Linked DNA regions of Homo sapiens: all the other regions are linked to region 1. A link is an interaction called in ENCODE POLR2A ChIA-PET data of the cell type or tissue named here. Cell type or tissue: MCF 10A. All regions are shown on one strand. Region 1 has its middle 11 kb from the start of CALML5. Region 2 overlaps LOC107984199 (a long non-coding RNA gene). Region 3 overlaps LOC107984199 (a long non-coding RNA gene). Region 4 has its middle 11 kb from the start of LASTR. Region 5 has its middle 3.7 kb from the start of LINC02677.

Region 1 (4,000 bases):
GTTTTGGAGAAAGAGAGCTTCTGGTTCATTTCAAGATTCAGCCATTGGACACGTCTTCAACGTCCAGGATTTTAGAGATTGGCAGCTTTCTTTCCCCTAATAGAATTTCAACTTAAATCTATTGCTTTAGTACTTCTTTCAATTCACTGATTTATTCACTGGCTCAATCAAATGGATATTTTGCAAGTGGTTTAAGTATTTGGTAAGTGCTTGGAGTCTGAAATATGAATCACACATGAAACTGACATTCAGCAGGGGAGAACTGCACTCATGAAGCTACTGGAGTTGACTTGGGTGGGACAGCATTGGGGAAACCAAAACTAATTTCAAGTAAAGCAAAACTTCCCCCAAATCTTCCAAGAGGTTCTTCAGTAGATTGATTTGTCGGTAGATTGAATTACTCTACTTCTGATCCAAATACATGTTTCAAATTTCATATACGAAATAATACATTTTCTTCATTGGATTGCCCCCTGGATCTTTTAAATCCTAGTTTATATCCATCCTGGTAGGCCTGGTGACCCAATCCTTCTGTTAAGTTCCACATCAAATGCCTCCTGCTTTTGGAAGCTTTCCACAGCCGGGCCTGGCGCAGAGGGGGTTCCTCTGCACCTCTTTTCCAAGCAAATGGCTGAAGGTGATCTCTCCCTATTTGTACAGTTCCTTCCAGAGTGCACCTCTTACGTCATTCCTAGTGGACAAGGCCTATTCTCCATCCTCAGAACCCTGAATAGTGAAATAAAGCCCATCAATGCTTAAACTAGATGACAGGCTCCTCAAGTGTGTTGGATTCTGCATGAAACCCTCCACATGCACTGTGATGGCACGACCTGGCAGGCTCCTTTGCCCGGGAGGCCTCATCTCCAGCATGGGGGAGATGGCTTCCGTAGTGCTGATGGGATTAAAGGAAATCTTCACAGAGTTGTACTCTGCAACAAGAGGAAGAGTCAGAAATGCAACTGCAGAGAGAGGACTCCTGTCTTGTTCTCTCTTTTTGTTGTCCAAGAACCATGAAAATAGTCCTCGTATGATCACAAAATCCCAACTCATCCCCTCTTGGTCCAAACATAGGGAGAATCAAAGGCATGTCACCCTGCCAGGTAGTCAAAGATGTGGACTCCAGACCTCTAAGACCAGCTTTTAAGAGTTCAAGCCATTGTTTCTCTCTCCACAGTGGGTCCCCCTTTTATAAAAACAACAACAACAAAACTCATCAAGAACAGATTCCCAACAGGTATGGTGATCATGTGTTCCAGAAACAATTTAGGTAGAGTATTCTATCTCAGTTTCTCTGGAAATGAGTCCAGCTTTTAGTTTTTGCATGTGAACCACGGCCGCAGTGCCTAGGCTGCGCAGGTCGCCCTCCGTTCCCGCTGGAGAAGCAGGTGAGGCCTTCCCAGCCTGGGCCCAGTGCAGTCAGGCCCTGCCCAGCCCACAGATGCCTGCACCTTGCTCCTCCCCTGGCTTCCCTCTCACGTGGCTGCAGCTGGGGCAAAGGCCCAACGACTCCTTCTGTAAGCTTCTTCTTGCTTTTGCACTGTTTACCATCTCCAGGTGTGAGCTCATCTCTTTCCCCACCACAGGTGGCCCCACCCGATCTCAGCTCTGCCTTTCCCGCCTCTCTGCTGGGTTGCATAAGCCAGCGATTCCCAACCCCGGCTGCACCTGGAAGCTACCCCAGGAGCTTCTGGAGAATGTGCCGTGTGAGCCATCCCCCTGCACTGAGCCCTGGTGGGTCAGCGGTGGGGGCGCCCAGGCGTGGGGGTCTATTTAAAGCTCCCAGGTGCTGTGCGGCCAAGATTAAGAGGCACTGCTCCAAACTGTCCTGGCAACTCTGACTGTACCCGGCACTCCCCACGCCCAACCTCCCTTCTGCCCCTGGGCAGGTTGGCATCCAGTGTCGGGGAGAACCCTGGAGGCGAACGCCAGCCTTATAGAGCCCCACTGTTGGGAGGCCTGCAGGTTGGACAAGGCGAGGTCTGAGTCACCTTGGTTGGGAGCAGATGCTGCCCTGTTGGTGGCCTGCCAGCCTCTGTCCCCACCCCACCACTCAGAGACATGGTGTGCCTGCACTTTCCTGATCCGGGAGCTCCTGCCTTGCTGCCCAGATGACCTTTGGCCTAGGAAGAAGTCAAATCTCAGTGTTTTGGACCGGGCACGGTGACTCACAACTGGAATCCCAGCACTTTGGAAACCCGAGGTAGGTGGATCACTTGAGGCCAGGAGTTCGAGACTAACCTGGCCAACATGGTGAAACCCCATCTTCACTAAAAATACAAAAATTAAGGCGTGGTGGCAGGCACCTATAATCCAAACGACTCAGGAGGCTGAGGCAGTTGAATTGCTTAAACCTGGGAGGCGGAGCTTGCAGTGAGCCGAGATCGCACCACTGTACTCCAGCCTGGGCGGCAGAGCAAGACTCCGTCTCAAACAAAAACAAAAACAAAACAAACAAAAACAAATCTCAGTGCTTTTGATGAACAGTATTTTCCTGCACCGGGAGCCTTGTGGTCGTGGCTTCATGGAGGAGGTGTTGGTGACTTTCATTCACTCACTCACTATTCTACAAGTGTTTCCTTGGGTGCTTCTCCTTACTGTGAGTCTGCAGGGACTTGGAGGGAGACGCTGCGCCGGCCTCTGGGCCCAGGAGATGTAACATAAATGGCCATGCAAAGACAGTGGGTCAGGTCCCTCGTCAGTGGATTCCCATTCGAGGAGGTGCTCAGAGAAGGGGACAGACTTCCAGGAAGTGGCACTGAGGCGGGGGCAGATTTCAACAGGGGTGGGGCGTTCTTGGTGAGGAAACTGCATGAGTGACGGTTTGGAAGTGGGAGCGTCAGTGTCTTTTGGGGAGCCCGCGCTGCCTGGGAGGTAAGGGAGAGGTCCGAATGCCGTCGCAGACAGCCTGATGGTTTGCTGAAGGAGTCTGGATCCTTTTCAAGTCCCAGTGAAGCCTGGTGATATGGCCTTGGGCAAGTCAGTGGCTCTCTCTGCCTCAGTCTCCTCAACTGTAGCTGGGGGTAACAGTGAGACCCGCCTCAACGTGGTTGTGAGGAGGGTGGGGGGTGGGGGATGTGGAGAAAGTGCTAAGAACAGCGTCTGTGGGGCCGCAGAAGTGTTTTGCATAATGTCACCAAGATTAGTGCTATTTCTTCCCCAGAAGATCAGATGGAGACTCACGGAAGGTTTTTAACCTGTGGGGACGTGCGGCCAAATTGTGCTTTAGGAAGCTTATGCTGGCAGTGATGTGTGGTATGAAGGAGGGCAAGGGAGATGGGCCCTGTAGGAGGCAGATTCGGCCACCTAAGCCTGAGCTGATTAGGACAGGAGGGAAGGTGGAGGCAGTCAGCAGAGAAAGGAAGGGACGTGGGGAGGGGAAGCAGAGAGGAAGGCGTTGGAGGGACAGGGCCTGACTTAGTAACCCCGGGGCCTTGAGCAGTTCTGGACGAGGTGGGAGGGGAGTGAGCAGGGGACGGGAGAGACTCCAGCCCCACCAGGCTGAGCCGTGTCCACACCCTGCCGGGTCAGAGTTACTGCTGGTACCATCGGGAGGGTGGGCCAACCAGGCCCATCTGGCCTCTTGCCTGTCAGATGGTGGAAGCATGTCAGAGTTCTCAGAATCCTGGAGCCACTGAGAGCCGGAGGAGCCCTTGTCCAAGACTCAGGCTGTGATCGGAACAGGGTAGAAGGTGCTGCTTCTAACCCTGGGGCCTGCCTGTCTCCAGAATTTGGAGAAAAGGAAAGTCCTGGACTCCTCTCAAGCCAGGAAGGTGCTGACCAGGAGGGGAGGGTCAGGGAGAGGGGAGTCAGCAGGGACAGCTGCCTCTCCTCCGCCTGCAGGCCCAGGCCCTTCCTAATCTCCAGCTCCACCAGCTTCAAGGCAGAATCTGAATCCACACAGAGTCTGAGGTATCTTGGAAACCCTCTCCTTCCCTCTTGGATGTGTGGACTGTCAGACATTGTGAAGAGGAGAAGAGGAAGAGGAAAGACGCTGCCCCCA
Region 2 (4,000 bases), 140 kb before region 1:
CTATCTACCTATCCATCCATCAGTCATCTATCTATTCATTTATCTATCCATCCATTGATTATCTATTATCTATCATCTTTCAATTTTTTTTTAGAGACAGGGCCTCACTATCTTGCCCAGGCTGGAGTGCAGTGGCTATTCACGGGAGTGATCCCGCTACTGATCATTATGGGTGTTTAGACTTGCTCCATTTCCAATCTGGGCTGGTTCACCCCTCCCTAGGCAACCTGGCAGTCCCTTGATCCTGCGAGGTCACCATATGGATGCCAAACTTAGTGTGGACCCCTGATCTGTGTAGTGTACCACAGCTTGGAACTTCTGGACTCAAGCAATCCTCCTGCCTCAGCCTCCTGAGTAGCTGGTATTACAGGTGTCAGCCACTGGCTATCTATCTGTCCATCAATCATCTATTTATCTGTTTATTATCTATTGATCTATCATTGATCATCTGTTTATATATCTATCATCAATCAATCAATATATCTGTCTCTTGAGCTATCATCCATCTATTGATCTATCATTGATCTATTATTTAATGGGCACGTGTTGAATGTCTAATACATGGCTCTGAACTGAGTCTCGGGAAGGGAAATGCAAAGATCTTGGCTTCCCTTTAAGACCCTCCCATTTAGGAGAGGATAAAAGATGCATCAGCTTTATCAACATCGTCTCAACAGAAGCCAGAATGGAGTGAATGCCACACAAGAGGAAAACAGTGCTTGAGAATTCGTTGTTTTTAAAAAATGCATCATGGAGAAAGGGAATCTGAGCTCTGTATCTCCAGTCAAGGAATGATATGAACCGAAACACACATGTTCTGGAAAATTGATCAGATTGTGGCGTGTGGTGTAAACAGGCAGCTGGCAGAGCTGGAGGCCAGATATGGAGTTGGGAGAGGCGGTGAGAGAGGAATGTGAAAGCCAGGCCGTGCCTGCCAGTGCAGAGATGGACTGGACCGGACTGGGTGCCCAGGTGGATGAAGCCTGGGTGGGCGTTCAATAGCTGGGACACAATCTTTTCTCTTCAAATAGAACACCTATCAAGGGAGATCTCAGCATCAGGTGCCCCAGCCTGAGCAGTGCTTGCTGAAGGTGTGTGGAGCAGCAATGGTTGGTTGTCTCAGCGGACACAGGGGCTGTCATGTCTTTATCCTCCAGGCCTTGGAATGATGCTATTTGCTATGTGACATTTGAATCTCTGGAGCACTGACCTCGAGCCACCATGTGGTCTATTTAAATTGTGTGTTACTTGGCTATGGCTGCCATAACAAAAGACCACAGATTGGGGGCCTTAAACAATAGAAATACATTTTCCCCAAGTTCTAGAGGCTGGAAATCCAAGATCAAACTGTCAGCAGGTTTGGTTTCCCCTGAGGCCTCTCTCCTTGATGTACAAACCACCTTCTTTCTCATGGTGTCTTCACGCGGTCTCTCCTCCGCGTGTGCGCATCCTGGGTGTCTCTTCCTCTTCTTATAAGGAACCAGACCTATTTGGTTTAGGGCCTCAGTCTTATGACCTCATGTAACCTTAATTACACCCTCGAAGGCCCCAACTCCAAATACAGTCACATTGAGGGGTAGGGCGTCCACATATGAATTTGGGTGAGGGACACAAGTTAGTCCATACCATACGGCTACTTGGTATATTTCTTTTATCCTATAAGCTTCTAAAGACCAGGGGCCATGTTGTATTCACTTTCCACAGTGTCTGACACAGAGATAATCCCCATATACTGGTTGAATTAATTGGCTGCAGGATGAAGCCAGAGATACAGGGCTGCTGCCTCCAGCTGCCCAGGCTGTGCACTGCAGAGCTCCACCTAGAGGACGCCGTGAATATTGCTGCTTGGGGTTGTGTAGGGCTATGTTCTGCTGGTTGGCGATGATTTGGAATGTGTCTTTTTTCTTAATTTTCTAAACGTTGCCATGTTCTGCTTCCACAGCTGTGTAAACTCTGAGTGCCTCGAGTGTAAACAGTATTATATCTATTAGTCTGTGAGTAACAGAAACGTTATGTTAAACACAAGAAACCTCATGTCAAACACAAGAGGATTTTTTTTTTTTTTTTTTTTTTTTTTTTTTTTTACATAATAAGTCTGGAGATAGGCAGTTACTGCCTGTGGTTTAGAGCAGAGGTTTATAATTTTTTTTTTCTGATAGTCAATATTTTTAGCATTGTGGGCCAAGTGGTCTCGGTTACAACCACTCCCCTTTGTCATAGACAGGGCAAAATTAGCTCCAGACAAATAAATGAGCATGACTGTGTTCCAACAAAACTATTTACTAAAACAAGTAGTGGGCCAGATTTGACTCATGGGCTGTAGTTTGACAGCCCTCATGTATACCACAGCCAAAGCTTTTGCAGTTTTTTTGATCTTTTGACCATGGGACCCTCATGGTCCCAAGATGGCTGCTACAGCTCTGGTCATCATGTCTATCTTCCAGGCAGGAAGAAAATGGAAAGAGCTTGGCAAAAGGAGTGTCTGCCAGCCAAGCAAGCCTTGTGTATTTTTTTTTGATGTGTTTGTTTTACTTTGGGCACAGTGCCATCCCAAGCAATATAAGGTTTCTCTTACTGAGGAAGAACAGAAGAATAGACAGTAAGTAGCACCACTCAGCCCCTAGCACCACCACTTTAAAAAAAAATCCTCCAACTCCTAGAGTAGTACTGTGCTGAGCACACTGCAGGAAATCCATGAATAACGGCTTCTCGTTTCCTCTCATACTTGTTTCTGGTCACCTCTGGTCTCTTCACTTCATTATTAAATCCTTAGAGAGGACTACAACCTTCGCAGTCTAACTTTGTAAAAAGATGACTCAAATTTTCCGATTCTTGGTAAAAAAAAAACCACACACACCTCAACAGCTCCTTTCATGCTATATAGATTTCCAGGCAGGGAACAAAAGACAGAAAGAGACGGGAAGGCAGAAAGGAGACTATTATGCATTGCTGGCTCAGCAGTAATTGTTGGCAGCTTTCGGAGAGTCGGGAGGTGAGGGCTCAGGCGGCTTTGGGGCGTGATTGATGGGTTATGATGGGGACCAGGAGGCATCTGTCCTGTGTGTTTGAGGATTTGGGGAAGCAGATCCTGTGGTGCGTCTCAAGCATGCATTCTGATGCTGCCTCCTCCAGGAGTATTTTAGGAGAAGGCAGGGATTCTCCGCAAAACTCAGGCTCTGCTCTGTTTTCCATGAGTGTTTCCAAATCCCAGAGCTCAGACCCTGATGAAACTCTTTCAGTCTTGTGAGGCGTGGGGTGTGGCAGAAAGTCCCTAAGCTCCCAGACCCAGGGAGAGCAGTGTTCTCCGGGACCTACAGCGTAATAGTTTCTCTTTCTGCTCCCTCTCCTGCCATCCCTCCCCGCTTTCCAGAATGAGTCTATGGTGAGGACTGGATAGGACAGGAAGAAAGATGCCTGGAGTTAGTGTAGAATCAAGGAGATCTGACACAGAAAAGAAGGAGACGACCCTGGACCCGTCCAGCCTCTTCCCTTGATTTGGGAGTGGCCCGGAGGATGATCTGGGTCCCTGGTTTTCGAATCTCTTTGGCAGTTCTCTCTGACACCCGTCCTGGCCACAGCCCCTCCCTTTCCGACCCTTTCCTCACTGCATTCTCTTTCCAACCTTCCGTGTTTTTTTTTTGTTGTTTTTGTTTTTTGATGCATTGCTGGGAATGCCTGCTACAGACTTAATTAGGCCTCCTCCAAATTCATATTTTGAAGCCCTAACTTCCAATGTGATTATATTTGGAGGTAGGGCCTTTAAGGGGGTGAGTAAGGTTAAAGGAAATCATAAAGGTGGGACTGTTCTCTTCAAAAAAACTGGTGTTCTTATAACAAAAGGAAAAAGACACCAGAGATCTCTGTCTCAGACAGAAAAAGCTACGGGAGGACACAGTGAGAAAGTGGCTGTCTGCACGCCAGGACAACAGCCCTCACCAGAACCCAACCACACCAGCACTTTGACCTTGGACTTCCAGCTTCCAGGACCGTGAGAAAATAA
Region 3 (4,000 bases), 130 kb before region 1:
ACCTTGGGCGCCATCTTGAGAAAAGGGTCCTGGCAGTTCCGTTTCCGGTGCCTCCCGCGGGTGGCGAGCCTTCGAGATGGCCGCATCGGGCAAGTGCTGCTGTCTTCTCTGCTTTACAGATGTGGGGAGGTCTGGGAGGTTAAACCGTTTCCTCCAGATCACATTCCCGGGAAGACGAACCCAGCTGTGCCTGACTGCTCCTTTCTTCTCACTGCTTCTGCGGAGGTGGAGACGCCCGCGTAGCCCGTGTTGTCTTCCTCTGCCCACTCCAGGCCAAGCATCCCCCTTCCTGTCACGCGCTCTTTGATGGCTTCACTGTCCTGGACACCCCCTCAGATCTGTGCTGTCTCAGAGAAAGCAAGCGAGAATGGGCCCACGGTGCTCCTCGTCTTTGGAAATGGATTTTACCTTTATAAGTGAGAGCTTTCAGAGGCACAGAGTCCTGGGGCTGCATAGGAACAGGGGGCCTGGTCGGGGCTCTTTTCCTTTCCGGGACCTCTTTCTCTATAAAGAAAATAAAAATGCGATTTGAGGACTGTTGGTACAAATATGAATGTAATCTAGGCTGGATTCATAACTGTATATTATTATTATATTAAAATTTGACTTGAAAAGAAGTGGGGGCTGGGCGTGGTGGCTCACGCCTGTAATCCCAACACTTTGGGAGGCTGAGGTGGGTGGATCACGAGGTCAAGAGATCGAGACCATCCCGGCTAACATGGTGAAACCTCGTCTCTACTAAAAAATACAAAAAAATTAGCTGGGCGTGGTGGCGGGCGCCTGTGGTCCCAGCTACTCGGGAGGCTGAGGCAGGAGAATCGCTTGAACCCAGGAGGCAGAGGTTGCAGTGAGCTGAGATCAAGCCAGTGCACTCCAGCCTGGGCGATAGAGCGAGACTCTGTCTCAGAATAAATAAATACATTAATTAATTAATAAGAGTGGAAGTAAGAACGTTTTCTTGGGTCCCTAAAATATTGTGGGCTCCAGACACTGGAGGATAAGTCACCCCGAGTGTCCTACCCTTTATAATGAGTGGGAATTTAGCCATGGGGCTGGGCCGAAAGGGGCTGCTTTGGGGAAGTGATCCTTCTGGGATCCTGTAACTGCTGAAGATCAGAACAAAAGGGGAGATTGTTGAGGTTAGCTTTTTAACTTTTTTGAGACAGGGTCTCACTCTGTCACCCAGGCTGGAGTGCAGTGGCGTGATCTTGGCTCACTGCAGCCTTGATTTCTCATGCTTAAGCAATTTTCATGCCTCAGCCTCCAGAGGAGCTGGGCTGGGACTACAGGTACACACCACCATGCACGGCTGATTTTTTAATTTTTTGCAGAGACAGGGTCTCCCTATGTTGCCCAGGCTGAGGTGAGCTTTTTAGTGTCACCATTAAGCTGCTTGAAGCTCGGGGTCCTCTGCATGTTCTTAGTTTTCATGAATGAGCTGCAGGTTCACCCCTAAATATTTGCCAGCCACTGCTCAGGCACAGGTTTGTGGTCTGAGTCGTTGGTGCGCAGACGTCCTGAACTCCATTGGCCCTGACCTGCGGGTGACAGGTGCAGCAGGCTCAAAAGCTGCCCAGGTCCATTTGCACCCTCCTGGTGTTTAGCGTTTGGCCACACGGGGGCACGAGCGGGACAGCCTAGATCGGCCTGCGTCCCATCTGGGCCGTGGGAGGAGCCGCGGGAGAAGCCTTGGGCCTCGCCAAGCTGACTGTGGCCTGGGCCCAGGAGGGTGTCATCTAGAAGGCCCCTGCTCCCTGCCACCATCAGTAATCCCCAGCCCTGGAGGCATTGAAGGCAACTCAGTCCCAGGGAGCCACGGGCTGGGTGGAGCTGGGCCACCCTGATTACAGGTCGTTCAGAGCTGGTGGCCTGGGGGTGTCACACCCCGGGCCTCGGACTTCTTACCTGAAACACGCAGGGTGCCTGCGAAAGGTCTCAAAGGTCACTTTATGCTCTCAATTCTTCTAAAATTAAAATTAATTTAAAAAGACTTTTTCAGCTTTATTGAGGTATAATTAACAAATAAAAATTGTATATATTTAAGGTGTACATGATGCTTTGATATATGTATAGACCGAAATGATTATCAGTCAAACTAATGAACAAACCCATCAGCTCACGTAGCGACAGTATTTCTGTGTGTGTGGTGAGAACACTTAAGATAAAATCTTTTAGCAAATTCCCAGGATACAGTATTATTAACTGTACTCATGATGCCATACATTAGATCTCAAATAACTTACTCATCCTGCATAGCTAAAATGTTATACCCTTTGACTGACTCAGATCTTAATTCTGCAGAAAATGCACCAGGGCTGAAGTGTAAGGAGACAAGGAGGGTCTCCAGGGACCACCATAGGATTTTTTTTTTTTTTTTTGAGACAGGGTCTAGCTCTGTTGCCCAGGCTGGAGTGCAGTAGTGTGATCACAGCTCACTGCAGCCTTGACCTCCTGGGTTCAAGTGATCCTCCCATCTCAGCCTCCTGAGTACAGCTGGGACCACAGGTGTGCGCCACCACATCCAGGGACCGGAGGAATTTAATCCAGTTGAGCCATCAGCCTGGGTTACAGCCTCCTGCCCTGCAGCCTACTCTTCCCAACCCTGGGTGGAATGAGGCCACCCTGTTGGTCAGAACCAGCTCCTGAAAGACCCTGGCAACTTAGACGTGAATCCCAGTGAACTTTCCTCATGACAATGCTAAGTCTCTACCCTGGAAAAGCTGCAGCTTCAGGACCATAACATGCAACCCATGTGCTGGCATGATGACAGGGTCCTGTGCCACAGAGACCCCTGCTCTACATGCGACGATGCACCCTCTGCCCTCTCCATTGCCCCATAATACCCTCCTGTCACTTTCCCTTGGAGAGACACTGCTTTGAGAATATGCCCAGTGCCCTCCTTATTGGAGCCAAGTAATAAACTCATGGATCAAAACTTGCATTCTCACAGAGAGTCATTGTTGCTTGACAGGGGAATGAACCCTGCTATTTTTCGGGTAGCAGAAGCTCATGTTTCATGGCACGGCCAGTTTCTGATACCTGCTTGGCCATTACCTTGGCTGGGTGACGTGAGGCAAGTCACCTTTCCTCTCAGATTCTCTCTTTGTGTGTTGTTGGCCCTGTCATTTCATTTTTTATTTTTGTTTTTGAGACAGTCTCATTTTGTCACCTAGGCTGGAATGCAGTGGCATGATCTCAGCTCACTGCAACCTTCGCCTCTTGGGTTCAAGCACTTCTCGTGCCTCAGCCTCCCAAGTAGCTGGCACTACAGGTACACACCACCATGCCTGGCTAATTTTTGTATACTTTGGAGAGACGGGGTTTCGCCATGTTGTCCAGGCTGGTCTTGAACTCCTGAGATCAAGTAATCCTCCTGCCTCAGCCTCCCAGAGTGCTGGGGTTACAGGCGTGAGCCACCGCACCCAGCCAGCCCTGTCCTTTCAATGGACCCTAGCTTGTCTGGGAGCATTCTTTGTGGGGTGAGAGGGGAGTCCATGTAAACTTTGTTTTCTACCTCCATCCCCCACACTGGCTGAGGAAGTTCTGGCTGGGGGCTGTCTCAGAGGAAGGGGGCTGCCTACAGGGGGCCAGGTGATTCCATCACCCGGAACCTCGAACCTTCCACTGTCCTGCTGCTGAGGCCTGGAGGGACAGTTGAGTCTGGGGAGAAAAAAAGCCAGGAGAACTGTGCCTGAAGTAGAAAGTCCACTAATTTGTCCCACAACCATAACCCTGCACCCCCGGCTCCCACGCGGCTTCGTCCGGACCCGGCAATGAACCGCTTCCCCAGGTGCTTGTTATTTAAACTGTCTCCACCATCCTGTGACTTCTCTTAAATTTAACCATCTTGGTGTCTTGCCATCCGGCCCCGAACAGGGGTGTGGAGGAGTTAGCTGGGTGCTGACGGATGAACGCAGAGTTCTGGGTCCTGCTCCGGGTTCGTTTTGTAGAAATGTATCGAGGGAATGAATCATTTTCATCAATGGGTGTTTTCCCTCCT
Region 4 (4,000 bases), 97 kb before region 1:
TTTGTCAGGGGCCTGCAGGACTCACTGTAAGATGTGTGAACCCAAAAGTATCTGAGACAGGTCTCAATCCATTTCGAAAGTTCATTTTGCCAAGGTTAAGGACATGCCCGTGACACAGCCTCAGGAGGTCCTGACAACAGGTGCCCAAGGTGTTTGGGACTCAGCTTGGTTTTATACATTTTAGGGAGACATGAGACATCAATCAATATGTGTGAGATGTACATTGGTTTGGTCCAGAAAGGTGGGGCAACTCAAAGTGGGGGCTCCCAGGTTATAGGTAGATAAGAGACAAACAGTTGCATTCTTTTGAGTTTCTGATTAACTCAAATTAGCCTTTCACTGAATACACAATTTACATGTGAGAGAGGGGTAGGGGAACAATCACTGATGCCTCAGTCTGGCTCAGTGAATCTGCGTTTTTACATAGACAATAGAGCAGAGGAAACCATCACATATACACTGGTCTCATATGAACAGAGGGATGACTTTGAGTTCCATCTGTTCTTTGTCCACGAGGAATTTCCTTGTGGGTAAATTGTGAGCAAGGTATGTAAATTTTTGTCTGTGTAGTGATCTTATTTACGAATAAAATAGGAGGCAGGTTTGCCTGATGCAGTTCCCAGCTTGACTTTTCCCTTTGGATTAGCGATTTTAGGGTCCCAAAATGTATTTTCCTTTCACAGATGTTTTATGAAGACACTATCTCTGCTTTCTAGAAGATTCTAGTCTACATGGAAAAGGCAAGCAAGCATGGCAGAGTGAAAGGCAGCACTGTGGGTTAAGACCATGGACTCTGGAGTTTGCTGCCTGGTCTAAATCCCTAGTTACTTATGGGTCATGTACCATGCCTCAGTTTACCCCTCCAAAAATGAGGATGAAGATAACAACAGTGTCTCCTTTATGGAGTTGTTATAAGGATGAAATGAGTCACTGTTTGCAAAGCTCTTAGAACAGCATCTGGCGTCACACACCTGCAGTGTTTGCAAAATAAATAATACAAGAGTAAAATACAAAATTGGGCCTTGACAACTGGGATGAGACCACATTTAGTTTTGAAGATGAGGTTTGGCAGTTTTCCATCATGAGGGTTTTTTTTTCTAAGCATGGTTTCCATTGCTCCAAATCTGTTTTGGGTTTGTGGGAAAGGCAAATGGGAAAGAATGTGATTCTGAAATGCAGGGAACTTTACAAAGCTTTCAAAGATCACAGCTTCACCTTCCCGAGAGCAACTCCTGAAAACAGAGACCTGTGTTTCTGCAAAGCACTGTGCAAGTCGCCTCTCCAACAAGTCTGGGTGGATGGAGAAGTTTCCAGGCTCCCCTGAAATCAACACTCTCGTGTTGATGGGGAGAAATTAAGAACAAGAGGATTTGGCTAAGGTCCCAGCGTGCGATGGCGTCTGAGCTGAAGTGCTGGGCTGCCTACAGAAATCTCTTCTAGAGATTGAGCTGGAGTAGGATTTCTCTCCTCTGAACAAGTAGATGATTATACAATGTTCCATTCTCAGGGGGTAAAGCCCTCTCCAGTCTTCCCAAGACCCAGTGAAGAAGAAGAGAGGGTTCCTAGCTAAGGAAGGGAGACAAGGGTGGTGGCTTTCCACGGCTCCCGCACGTGCTGGGTGTGAAGCTGGTAGTGGAAGTGTGTTTCCTCAGCAGCTGTGAGTCCTCAGAATACTGGGTCCCCACGGACCAGCCAGCAGAGGGACAGCCCTTCCTTAGTGGGGCTCTCCAAGGGCCATAGGAGCACCATGGGCTGGTGCATGTGGCCTCGGGCTGCTCTGGGGAGAGGGTCATTGGTCCCTCTTACTCACCTCCTGTCGGGAGTGGCCAGACACAGCCTGACCATACAAGGGTGACTAGGAGTTTAGGTTCGAGAGTATTGAGGGTGGCCAGGCATTCCGAGTCCAGGGCCCTCCAGGCAAAAACAACTCATCAACCTTTTGAAAGCAACAGCTGAGTCACTAATACCATTAGCAACCAGAATTTGCACTTTCGGTGTGCCGGCATTCTTCTGAGTGTTTTACCTAGAGTCACTGACTCAATTCTCACTGAAACCCTAGGAGGGAGGCAGTGCTATTGCCTCCATTGTATAGATGAGGCAACTGACACTCAGAGAGGTGAAGTAACTTCCTCAAGGATACACAGCTTATAAACACTGGGATTCACACCCAGTTAGTTTGGCTCCAGCATTCCTGCTTTTGACCCCAACATTACACAGCCTCTGATTTATACAATTACAAACATTTTAAATACTGGAAGCTGAATTCAAACTGCATCCACCAACTTGACTTCTAAGACCCCATACACTTTACCTGAGGGGTGCTCAGCCACCAGGCAAAGAATGGGCTGCAGTGACACACTGGCACACGTGCCTCCCGCTTGCGTCTGTGTTCTAAGCTGCTGCGTCCCTGTTGATGTGCACTGAGCTTGCGAGTGATTTGGACTCTCGAGACAATTTCTTTTTTCTTTTCTTTTTTTTTTTTTGAGACGGAGTCTCGCTCTGGCTGGAGTGAAGTGGCGTGATCTTGGCTCACTGCAACCTCCACCTCCTGGGTTCAAACAATTCTCCTGCCTCAGCCTCCCAAGTAGCTGGGATTACAGGTGCCCGCCACCATGCCTGGCCATTTGTTTTTGTATTTTTAGTACAGACGGGGTTCTACCATGTCGGTCAGGCTGGTTTCAAACTCCTAACCTCAAGTGATCCACCTGCCTCAGCCTTCCAAAGTGCTAGGATTACAGGCCTGAGCTACCGCGCCCGGCCTCTCGAGACAATTTCTGTTCAGCCAACTTTTCCTATATCTTTCTCAAAATTATTAGTTTCCGCCCACTGTTCCAATCGAATATGGTCTCTTTTATGAATACCAGCTCTGTCGCCTGCAGCACATTTGCTCTCCCTGGAAGCTTTGGGTCATTTGTGGATCTGGACAGCGTGTTTTCACTGAAGCCGCTGGGTGAGAACAGTGGAGGCGCAGGCGCAGGCTGGGGGCTGGGCAGACACTTCCTTTAGGTGCTGCTGTGTATTCAGCTATGGATCCATCCACTGTGCACTCCCATCCAGCCGGTTTGTCCCAGAGGTGGTGGTAGGGAAGTTCCAGGACATTCCTGTTTCCTCCGCTGCCTTCTCTCTTAGCTGAGCCCTTTCTCACCTTTCCTCCCAGACCCTGTTCCCTCCCCTTACTTGCGGGGCATCCTCGGGGACAGGTTCTGAAACCACAGCTGTGGGCCAGCGTTCCACCTATTGTCTGCGAGCCAGCAGAGCAGAACAAACCTGCCTGAGATTCTCATTACAGCTTGTGATTTGGGAGACGGGCCAGCTGCGGCTGTTGCCAGGGCAACCAGTGGTGCGGAAAAAGGTAACAAAAAAGAGCCTGGAGCCTCTTGACCGGACTTCAGGAGTGAAGGAGTGGAGGGGAGGGCTCGGGCTTGCCATTCAGGAGCGATTGTTGACATGTCAACTGCAATCCCTCTGCCCCTCTCCAGGCCGGGACAGCCCCCAGCACAGCGCCCTGCCATGCACCACCAGCATGTGCCTGCTCTGTGTCTGTGTTTTCAGGGGTCCACTTGGCCCTGCGTAGCCTTTTCTCTTTTATGCATTTCCCCACTCACACTTGAATGTCTTCAATTCCTTCCTCCCTTTCTCTCATTCTCTTCTGCAGCCCCTTTCCCTCTCCTTTCCCACGTACCAGAACATCAGCCTCAAAAGATTAAAAGAAAATTAGCCAGGGGTGGTGACACGTGCCTGTAATCTAGCTACTCAGGAGGCTGAGGTGGGAGGCTCTCTTGAGCTCAGGAGGTGGAGGCTGCAGTGAGCTGTGATTGTGCCACCGCACTCCAGCCTGCGCGACACAAGTCCCCATGTCTCTAAAATAAAATTTAAAAAAATAATAAAATGAAATGTAAATAAGGCACGGGAGGGAACTGATGGTCCTGTGCTGGCAGATCCTGCGGCCTCAGCACCTAAGCGGCCAATGGGCAAAGGTGGTGAATTCAGCCTGTCTAGA
Region 5 (4,000 bases), 130 kb before region 1:
GGGGTGGGCGGCACTCGGGGGGTGGGCGGCACTCGGGGGGTGGGCGGCACTCGGGGGGGTGGACGGCACTCGGCTGGGTGGGCGGCACTCGGGGGGTGGGCGGCACTCGGGGGGGTGGACGGCACTCGGCTGGGTGGGCGGCACTCGGCGGGGTGGGTGGCACTCAGGGGGATGGGCGGCACTCAGCGAGGCGGGCGGCACTCCGGGGGGTGGACGGCACTCAGGGCATCGGCGGCACTCGGGGAGCCGACCACCCACATGTTGGAGCCTCTTCTCTGCCACAAGCCCTTTGCCAGACACTGACCATTGACACAAGGTGCGTCAGAGCTGGGCCTTAGCAAGCAGGGGCAGAGTTGTGCTTATGATAGGGGCTAAATGAAGTCCTGGAGTTGGTGCAGAAGAAGAGAGTCTAGGGGTCCCGGAAGGCTTTGTGGAGCTGCCGTGCTAGCTGCCATCCAGGGTGCCAGCTATGGGCAGGCACTGTGCTGAGTGACCCCTGGACATCAGCTCACTTAATCTCTGTAACAACCCGGAGTCTGCTCAGAGCATGGCCCATTGGCTACCTAAGTGCGGTGCCAGGCACGGGCCATGGACGTTCCCTGGGTGAATGGCTGACCATGATACCCACTGCAAAACAAGGAGGCTGAAACCCTGGAAGAAAAGAAGCTCATCAGCAGTCCCTGAGTCCGGGAGTCAGATGACAAACCCAGGACCCCAGGGGTTAAGAGTCCAAGCCTGGACACCAGAGAGGCCAGGCTGGATGGGGCTGGGCCTGTGAATGCATGGGTTTGGATATGGAGATAAAAATATTTCAGAGGCTGTTGGGAGAATGAAATAAAATATAAACTTGCTCAGCACAGGCCTGGCCTGCAGTCACCGTGGAATAAATTACCATTCACAGAGCTGCGCTCTGATGCTGGGTCTGTGGGTGCCTGCTGCGGTCATGGTGTGCTTTCCCTGGGCGCTTTCCAGCATCCTCCCTGAGAGCTGCTTCTTCCTAAAGCTTTGGGCTAGGTTTACACATCCTCCTGTGTCAATACAACGTGACGTGTACAGGAACCTAACTACGGCTTTTCAGTGAAGATGTTCATGTTTCTGAGAAAAACAGGCCTATTGAAGTAGCCTCTGTGTTTAAGTTAGAGCCTGGCTTTAACCTGCTGACTGTGGTCATTGAATGACAAACAGAAAAAGTGACCAAATGGTTTAGTAACTTACTCTATCTGAATACTTTGGGAAACAAAATGGACATTTGGGCTAACAATGAAAGGAAGGAAAGAAGGAAGGAAAGAAGGAAGGAAGGAAGGGCCAGGCACGGTGGCTCATGCCTGTAATCCCAGCACTTTGGGAGGCCGAGGCAGACGGATTGCCTGAGGTCAGGAGTTCGAGACCCGCCTGACCAACATGGTGAAACCCTGTCTCTACTAAAAATACAAAAATTAGCAGGGCGTGGTGGCGTGTGCCAGTATTCCCAGCTACCCAGGAGGCTGAGGCAGGAGAATTGCTTGAAGCGGGAGGCAGAGGTTGCAGTGAGCCGAGATTGCATCACTGCACTCCAGCCTGGGCGACAGAGCAAGACTCCATCACAAAAAAAAAAAAAAGAAAAAAAGAGAAAAAAAAGAAAAGAAGAAATGGCTAAAACACCACAACCAAGAAGAATGACAATGAATTGCTAATTAGGGTCCCTTCCAAATATTGGTAAGGATGGGATGTATCTGTTAACTTGGTTAAGATTCTATAGCTTGAGTTTGGTTACTTCAGGAAAGCATGGAATGAATCCCAGCTTTGGTTATGAAATCTGAGATCTGTGAAATTCCAGCACTTTATCCAGCATAGTGAAAGCAACATTCTTCCCCAAGGAAACCAAAGCCCATCCTTGATCCCCACAGGCTCAACCATGCCCTAATTAGAGTGTCTGTTAATCATTTTCCCTTGTTTCCCAGGCTGGTGGGCGGAGAGACCCACATTTGGGATGGTGGGGGAAAGACACCAGTTTCTCCATGTGTCTGTTCATTATGGCGCTCTGTGGTTTGAGATAGATGAAACACATTGGCATGTCCCAGGCTGACAATCTAAGGAAACTGGAGGAATCTTAGCAGCCAGGAGCTGGAGCTGGCCCTTAGCTCAGCTGGCGTGAGCAGCTAAAATGCAGGTGGTGGCTCTGTGGAGAAAAAGAGGCAGTGGCCGCTCCCTTGGAAAAGTCCTCCTCTGTTCCAATTCCCAGTGTTTATTTTGGCCCCAGGCAGAGGGCCCTAGTGGAACAGGGGCAGGGAGGAGGCATTTGGAAACCACAGGGTTACTGATGAGATGGTGCAAAACACACCTAACCAAAATACTGGCCCTAGGGTGGATCAGGGTGGTGCATTTCTGGACTGTTCCATGACCGTCAAGGCCAGTGTGCACAGCTAAACGCAACCAGGTTCCTGGTTCCTGGCAGACCTTGATTTCCTGAAAAACCTTCCACAGAGTGGTCCCAAGCTTTAGCTAGAAGGCCATATAAATCTCCTCCCTGCCCCCACTATGGCCTGCAGCTTCAGGGTGGGTGAATTTGCCTGTGATAAGCAAGGCTTCTGGAAGAAAGACCTGCTTAGGGGAGCAAATGCTTCCTGCCTAGGGGAAGGAGTGCCTTGTGCCCTGGCACAGATGGGAGCTGGGACCTGCGTCCCCCTCTGGCCCCTAGTCCCCCATCCAGGCGCTTAGGCTGGGGAGCAGGGGGTAGCACTTCTCTCACCCCAGCCTTTGATGTCACACAGAGCCCGGGGTTCACTGGAGTAGGGCTGCGGAGGAGGAAACCGTGTGGTCGGGGAGGGGACTGGAGACCTCTGCCCGCCCTTGGAAACGTGCATCTTTCCTTCTGTTTGCTTGCAGGGAGGAGAAGGTGAGTATAGCAGAGAACTGGAGGGGACTTCGGAGTCCGTCTCCCATGGGGCCTAGTGCTGAAGAACTTTTCCCGGTGGAGGGTGGGGTAGGCCCAGGTCATGAAACAGAGCCATTTTTTTTTTTTTTTTTTTTTTTTTGGAGACAGAGTCTTGCTCTGTCCAGGCTGGAGTGCAGTGGCACAATCTCGGCTCACTGAAACCTCTGCCTCCCGGGTTCAGGCAATTCTCCTGCCTCAGCCTCCCAAGTAGCTGGGACTACAGGCACACACCACCATGCTGGGCTAATTTTTGTATTTTTAGTAGAGACGGCGTTTTACCATGTTGTCCAGGCGGGTCTCAAACTTCTGACCTCAGGTGATCTGCCCACGTCGGCCTCCCAAAGTGCTGGGATTACAGGTGTGAGCCACCATGCCTGGCCCACAGACATACTTTTAAGATAGCAGAACCAGGACTGCTGCAGCCTCATACCCAGCTAAGCCTTCGGGTTTCCAAGTAAGACCCAAAGCAGTAAAGATTTCCCTCAATCGGCCAAGTCTTCAGACTGCTCACAGGCAAAAGAAGTGGACAGGGACTCAGCTTCTACACAGCTTCCCTGAACCCTCCCCTGCAGCTTTCTTTTCTTTCTTTCTTTTTTTTTTTTTTGAGATAGGGTCTCACTCTGTAGCCTAGGCTGGAGTGCAGTGGTGTGATCTCGGCTCACTGCAGCCTTGATCTCCTGGGCTCAGGTGATCCTCCCACCTGAGCCTCCCAAGTAGCTGAGACTACAGGCGTGTGCCACCGTGCCTGGCTTTATTTTTTTGGTTTGTTTTTGTTTTGTATTTTTTTCTAAAGACAAGGTTTTGCCATGTTGTCCAGGCTGCTCCTGAATTCTTGGGCTCAACTGATCCTCCCGCCTTGCCTCCCAAGGTGCTGGGATTTACAGGCATGAACCGCCATGCCTGGCCACCCCTGCAACTTTTGATGTCACTTGAAGGCAGGTTCTTTTCTCCCAGCTGAGCTCCAGCTTTCACCTTGAGGGCAGGGGCAATGCCTGACTCTCCTTTTGAATCCTCAGTGCCTTGAAATCTAGCCAAGATGGGTGCTCAGAATGTCCAGTGAATGATGAATAAGGGGCAGGAAAACAT

Evidence for each region. ChIA-PET counts read pairs that join two places held together with the same protein. Peaks named below come from ENCODE experiments on the same cell type or tissue, not always from the same donor. Only the 100,000 strongest peaks of a DNase experiment are listed, where the experiment ranks them.
Region 2: POLR2A ChIA-PET joins it to region 1 with 10 read pairs; 3 of 35 experiments call an interaction of 5 or more read pairs at or near these places.
Region 3: POLR2A ChIA-PET joins it to region 1 with 19 read pairs; 3 of 35 experiments call an interaction of 5 or more read pairs at or near these places.
Region 4: POLR2A ChIA-PET joins it to region 1 with 31 read pairs; 2 of 35 experiments call an interaction of 5 or more read pairs at or near these places.
Region 5: POLR2A ChIA-PET joins it to region 1 with 20 read pairs; 4 of 35 experiments call an interaction of 5 or more read pairs at or near these places.

Annotation. Positions count from the first base shown.
Region 1 is chr10:5,486,475-5,490,474 of GRCh38, reverse strand. No RefSeq gene overlaps it. Among named protein-coding and RNA genes, the nearest start is that of CALML5, 11 kb to the left of the region's middle. In MCF 10A, no CTCF peak of the experiment used is centred here; DNase peaks (open chromatin) are centred at 1,544 and 2,044.
Region 2 is chr10:5,627,848-5,631,847 of GRCh38, reverse strand. The region is part of intron 1 of LOC107984199 (a long non-coding RNA gene); the gene reads left to right. It also overlaps the pseudogene RN7SL445P. Among named protein-coding and RNA genes, the nearest start is that of LINC02677, 12 kb to the right of the region's middle. In MCF 10A, a CTCF peak has its summit at 1,827 (motif pointing left); a DNase peak (open chromatin) is centred at 1,817.
Region 3 is chr10:5,620,945-5,624,944 of GRCh38, reverse strand. It overlaps LOC107984199 (a long non-coding RNA gene), which reads left to right. Exons shown (of 2, transcript XR_001747344.2): 2 at 120-548. Among named protein-coding and RNA genes, the nearest start is that of LINC02677, 4.7 kb to the right of the region's middle. In MCF 10A, a CTCF peak has its summit at 1,610 (motif pointing right); a DNase peak (open chromatin) is centred at 1,644.
Region 4 is chr10:5,583,063-5,587,062 of GRCh38, reverse strand. No RefSeq gene overlaps it. Among named protein-coding and RNA genes, the nearest start is that of LASTR, 11 kb to the left of the region's middle. RefSeq lists enhancers at 1,325-2,524, 3,131-3,659. In MCF 10A, no CTCF peak of the experiment used is centred here; DNase peaks (open chromatin) are centred at 1,962 and 3,282.
Region 5 is chr10:5,612,464-5,616,463 of GRCh38, reverse strand. No RefSeq gene overlaps it. Among named protein-coding and RNA genes, the nearest start is that of LINC02677, 3.7 kb to the left of the region's middle. In MCF 10A, no CTCF peak of the experiment used is centred here; a DNase peak (open chromatin) is centred at 2,243.